Regions from separate parts of the Homo sapiens genome. Here region 2 is linked to region 1. Evidence: chromatin loops called from intact Hi-C (ENCODE). Cell type or tissue: IMR-90. All regions are shown on one strand. Links, peaks and the distances in the headings refer to the core of each region. The heading gives the core; the rest is flanking DNA. Region 1 overlaps AK5 (adenylate kinase 5). Region 2 overlaps AK5 (adenylate kinase 5).

Region 1 (2,916 bases), core at 183-2,682:
TTCCTGGAGTGTTGAAATGTAATAACTGTTTTTCCATTAAAAAGGTGAGAGTGGTGTGTGGGAAGTCTTTGGATGTCTAAATTTTGGTGTTCAAGGGCTCATAAAAATTATTATCATGATTGGGTTAATGGTTGCATTTTCATAACTTACTGTGAAAGAGAAAATGGCATCCATTTCTATTTGTTGTGCAATTTTTGTTGTTAGATTTTCATTAAGCACTTTTCTAAAATTCACTGTAACATTTCCAAGGAATTTTTTTTTTGTTTTAAATCTAGTGTTATTATTCAAGGTCTGGTAAGTGACAGTGATTAAAAATGTATGAGAAGTATGTGGTATTATTTGAAGTGGTTTATCAAAGATAAGGACATGCTAACAGCACATGTTGCATTAGTAAGAATTGGGAAAAAGATTGATAAACAAAATCAGAAGCAGATAAAAGAAACCCAAAAGTTCAGATGAACTCACACCTTCATGGGGAAGTGCAAGTCTTTCTACTGATCACTTCTGAGAGGTCAAGCAGTTTGACCAATCAAATCACCTAATTCTGTTACTTCCTTCCCTCTTCCTTCTCCCATGATGGATCTTTCCAAGGAGTGTTAATAAGTATCAGAACTTAATAACTATTAATTTCTTTTCCCTCCATTATTCTTTAGTCTGCATACTATCTATGGAATAGTGAAATCATAGAGACTTCCATTTATTAAATGCCAAGCTCCTTATCTTTTTAAGTCCTTCTAATAACCTGTAGAGGAGGAGTTATTCATTTCTGCCTGTAAAGAAGCAAGCTGACCCAGATGGACAGTAAATTGCTCCAGTGTCAGCTGAGTCAGAGGTCAGCACTTACATCTTCCCAACTTGGAAGCCTACATTCTTTGCACTATACTCTCAAGTGAACGATTAAATGCCTGTGGGGTGGGTGGCCATGAGAAAAAAAAATTAACCAGATTAAGGTACTCAAGATAGGGAAGGACTTACCAGCAGGACTGATAGTGTCATTGGGTTGAAACCCCCTTTCCAAATAGCACCTCCAGTGCTGTAAAGTACTCTTTCCACCTGGAGATCTCCTGGCTTCAGGGAAAATTATAATATTGAGCCCCTTCGTCCTCTTGCATAGAGAATAGACAGACTAGATAACCAGCTCCTGGACAGCGTGGGACTGCTCCTTTAAATAACCCATATAAATATATCCTTGGAAGATGCTAAATGGTGCCAAGAAGGGGTCCTGGTCATGTGAGAACTGTGGTTAGGAATAAAAGCACATTACCATGAATCAGAGCCTAAGCAGAATTCTGACTGCAAGGGGGATGTGCCTTAACTGTGTGAAGACATGCAAATGGAAAGGGAGTGTAAATATTTATAGTTCCTTTCATACCCACATCCTCTCTGGGTCAGCATGGGATGGAGTCATAGGTAATGAAATGTGACATCCAGCCACACATAAATGATTTAGAAAGAAGAAAGCATAACTGGTAAGAAAGACTTCAAAAGAAGCTGTAGAACAAAGTATGGCACTCATTGTCAACTTAGGATAGCAATGGACAGCCAGAATAACTTCAGGAGCACTTGAATGATTCAGGAGGCCCTGGCCTGTCTGGAAGCTATGTGCAGCTGGGATGGAGGATCCCAGAATCTGGTTCCTAAGCTGCTGGCCTGGCACTGCTTGGCAGGTTTGCCCAGCTGGACTGGGCTGGGGTTGGAGTCTGGCACTCACTTTTTACCCACAGTGCGGTAAAAGACTTCTTTCCTTCCACTCTCTGTGACTTTCCAGTACAAGAGACTGTACTAAATGGGAGAACAGCCAAGAGGAAGAATGTCATGTCCATTCCATTCTATCCACTGTCCCCTTTGAGAATCCTGATCCATCTCTAAAGTTTTTTTTAATTTTAATTTTTATTTTCATCTTTAAAGTTTTTAAACCCCTTTCATTAAAATGTGGTGGATTATCTAGTAATCATGCAAAAAGTTGGAAAATAAATTGTGATCCAAGTCCCCCCAAGTCTGTTTGTAGTTTTTTCTGCATGGTGTGAAAGTTTACTTTGAGAGAGCCTGTAGGGCTTTGAGGTTGCGTGTGAGTTTGTGAGACAGAGTTTGTCTGTTAGTTGCTTCCTTTCAGCTTTGAGATTTGAGCTTTTCAGTGACTTACGGGGAAAAGTGTTAGGGCAGCCAAGCTCACTGCTGGAGTTCTCCACGGAGCTGGAGGTGAAGTGTGAAAACAAAAGCTGTGTACCCGTGGCTTGGGACAGGAGTGAGCAGGTGAGGACCAGCAGGGTGGGATCAGAACCCTCTAGAAGACACCTGTCTAGTCTCTACTCCCAGGCTCACAGCAGGCAGCTCCTGCCACTTTGGACTTATTCTGCAAGGACAGAACAGGAGCTGCGGGGAAAAGTTCCTCCCTACAACACTGGATGCTGCTTTGGGAAGGAAAGCAACATGGAGAAATTATATGACTTTCTCAAAGCAGATATAACTGCTATCTCACATTAATAGCAAATGCCATATTGCAAATGCCATTTATTGGCAGCGGCATTAAAGTGCGTTTTGTGGAAGGGCATGACTACACTCTTAACTCTAAAACTTGTTTGTTTTCCTTTAATAATTTATGACAAATTTATCCTTAATGCTTTTGTCAAAACACTTTTTGAAACTACTCAAATGTTTCCTACCTTTAGAAAGCAATGGTTACCTCTAAAGTAAAATACTATTTCTTTATAATACAAGTAATTCTAATATTGTACATTCTTATTTTAAAGAATTCACATTTACCATTTTTCTATACTGTATATAATGCAAAAGGAAGTATGGTCCCATTTTTATCTTCGGATTATATAAAGAGGCCATAATTAATATAACTCTCATGATCAGTTGATATAGGAGACAAAAAGATTAATACATGTGATGGCAGATCAAGATGACAAC
Region 2 (2,916 bases), core at 280-2,779, 140 kb before region 1:
CTAGTCCGACTTTACCTCTCCAGCATCTTTCCCCGCTATTTCTTCTTCTTCTTTTTTTTTTTTTTTGAGATGGTCTTGCTTTATCGACCAGGCTGGAGTGCAGTGGTGTGATCTCAGCCCACTGCAACCTCCACCCCCCAGGTTCAAGTGATTCTCCTGCCTCAGCCTCCCAATTAGCTGGGATTACAGGTGCGCACCACCATGCCTGGCTAATTTTTGTATTTTTTGATACAGACAGGGTTTCACTACGTTGGCCAGGCTGGTGTCGAACTCCTGGCTTCAAGTGATGCACCCGCCTCAGCCTCCTGAAATGCTGGGATTACAGGCATGAGCCACTGTGCCGGGCCCCTCTCCCCATTTCTTACCCTCCTCCAGCACTGTCATGTCCAACTAACACAATTCTTGGACTTTCAATGCTTTCCATGTGCCTGGAAAGGAGGGCACTCCCACCTCCATAGCATTCAATGGCCTCCTATGCCCACACAGACTTTTCCAGGCTACCACGCTTTTGTTCTTCTTGGTCCTCAGCTTGAAAGGCCCTTCCTTCCTCCTCTTCTCTTTGTTTTCTCCCCCAGCTTTATTGAGGTATCATTGATAAAACTATAAATTTAAGATGTACAATGTGATGTTTGATATACATATATATTGTGAAATAATTACCACAATCAAGTTAATAAACCTCCACCTCACATAATCTTTTTTTTTTCTGGTGCTGAAGACATTTCACATCTATTCTAGCTAATTTCAAGTATACAATACAGTGTTGTTAACTGTAGCCATCATGCTGTACATGAGGTCTCCAGAACCACATCTCCTCACTTCCCTAGCCCCTGGCAACCACCATTCTTACAATCTGCTTCCATGAATTTGACTTTTTATGATTCCACGTACACGTGAGATCATGCAGTATTTGTCTTTCTGTGCCTGGCTTATTTCACTTAGCATAATGTCTTCCAATATGTTGTCACAAATGGCAGGATTTCTGTCTTTTTATGGCTGAATAATATTCTATATTCTAGCACATTTTTTTACCCATTCATCTTTTCTTTCTTTCTTTTTTTTCTTTGAGATAGGGTCTTGCTCTGTCCCCAGGCTGGAGCACAGTGGCACAATCACAGTTCACTGCATCCTTGAACTCAAAACTCCCGGGCTGAAGCAATCCTCTTGCCTTGGCCTCTTGAGTTAGCTGGGACTACGGGTCCCACAGGTGCACATCACCACACCCAGCTAATTTTCAGATTTTTTGTAGAGACAGGGTCTCTTGCTATGTTGCCCAGGCTGGTCTTGAACTCCTGGCCTCAAGCGATCCTCTCACCTCAGCCTGCCAAACTTCTGGGATTACAGGCCTGAGCCACTGTGCCCGGTCACATTCATCCTTTTTTTTAATGATCAAGGTCGTCCTCAGCCCTTAGGTCCAGATCACATGTTTCCCCCTTCTGGCAGGAGCCAGACCTCTCACCCTCAGCTCTGTTGGAGCCAATGCTGTAAACAGCGCCGGGTGCTCCCTGCCTGTCTTACTCTTGGGCTGCAGCTCCCTCACTGGTCGCCGGCCCTGCAAGCTTCTCTGGGTGCCCTGAGCACATCACACAGCACTTTGCACATCGTAAGTGCACCATAAATGCCTGACAAAGTTTTCTTGCTAAAAGGAAACATTTACCATCAGCATGCAAAACATGATTGAAATTTTAGTATGGTAATGAGGATTTACAACTCATTCTGCGGTTTTCCTGGTTTGCCTTTTTTCATACTTAAAACTCCTTTCTTTGTGCGGTTGGCAACTTCCCTCTTAAGGGACAACATTAGTTGTTGACCCTTTCTAATAGAAGGGCCCCTCCTTCCCCCTTCTTTGCCTTGCCAGAAAATCCAGGAAAGGTCTGAGTTTTCTATCTTCTGCTCATCTATACAGCTGCTCTAAGCCAAATGGGGAGGAGGTCAGACCCCTCATAGTATTGTCAGGGAGTCAGGGATGGGCTGGATGTAATAGGAAAACAGCAATTATGGAGGCTCCCCAAAATAATGCAGACCACTTAAAGAAGCAGCCAACTGCCAGCTAATGCTATGTTTACTGTAAGCACTATGCCTCCCGTCTCTCAGTATAATAGGAATGGAGAGTGTGGGAACAAGGTGGCCACTCTGGAGAAGTGGTGCTTCCAGGTAAATGACTAAGGGGTGCAAGTGGCTGAGCTCCTGAAAAGGCCATCAGGGCTTCTGTGGCTGGATTTACCTGGAAATGCTTTTCCTGGGATGGTTGGGAGCCCTCCATGTGGAAAAGATATTTTCAGACTTGGCTTACAAGGCAAAAATGCCATGTTCCAATTATTTTCTTCCTTTAGCATCCTGCTAATATGACTATTACAGTTTTTGTTCCTCTAAAATGTTATTTAATAAATCTCGACACAAAGGCAATTAAAAATCTTCAGCTCAAATTAACAACAGCTGTGTGTTGAACAGCAGCCGCTGCCCCAGTTAGAAACTTTCGTGGGAGCAACAGCTGCAAATTTTTAGCATTCTTTGGCCAAATGGCGCAGGCACTGTGGAATTTTAAGTAATCTACACAATAGCTTGATTCTTCCCTTGGCTCCAAACTGAAAAACAAAGTGATTTTATCACTGCAGTGAAAGCACAAAAACTGCTGGTAGAAACATAAATTTTCATATACTGCCACCGACATATCTTTGAGGTCTTAACTTATGACTTTTAAATAAAAAAACAATGGGGCCTTGATATCCCTCCAGGATAATTTGTTACCCGGCAAAAGATATTTTGAGGAACCGCATCTCAGAATGAGTGGGCTGTGTCCTCTGGTGGCAAGACGACTGATGACAGACAGGAGCTGTCACATTTACTGTCATCTCACTCATTTTTAGTGTACCATTACCCAAGGCTCGAACCCCTGAATAAGCCCATACACCATAC

The links. Hi-C counts contacts between places; a loop is a spot of excess contacts. Peaks named below come from ENCODE experiments on the same cell type or tissue, not always from the same donor. Only the 100,000 strongest peaks of a DNase experiment are listed, where the experiment ranks them.
Region 2: it touches region 1 in a loop (4-fold over the local background); 1 of 110 quality-filtered maps calls a loop at or near these places.

Annotation. Positions count from the first base shown.
Region 1 is chr1:77,369,527-77,372,442 of GRCh38, reverse strand. All of the region lies in intron 6 of AK5 (adenylate kinase 5), which reads right to left. Among named protein-coding and RNA genes, the nearest start is that of AK5, 89 kb to the right of the region's middle. In IMR-90, for the core only: no CTCF peak of the experiment used is centred there; DNase peaks (open chromatin) are centred at 1,302 and 2,072; H3K4me3 peaks cover 261 bases; H3K27ac peaks cover 1,282 bases.
Region 2 is chr1:77,514,219-77,517,134 of GRCh38, reverse strand. The region is part of intron 10 of AK5 (adenylate kinase 5); the gene reads right to left. Among named protein-coding and RNA genes, the nearest start is that of ZZZ3, 170 kb to the left of the region's middle. RefSeq lists an enhancer at 1,822-2,790. In IMR-90, for the core only: a CTCF peak has its summit at 1,461 (motif pointing left); a DNase peak (open chromatin) is centred at 2,534; H3K27ac peaks cover 1,836 bases.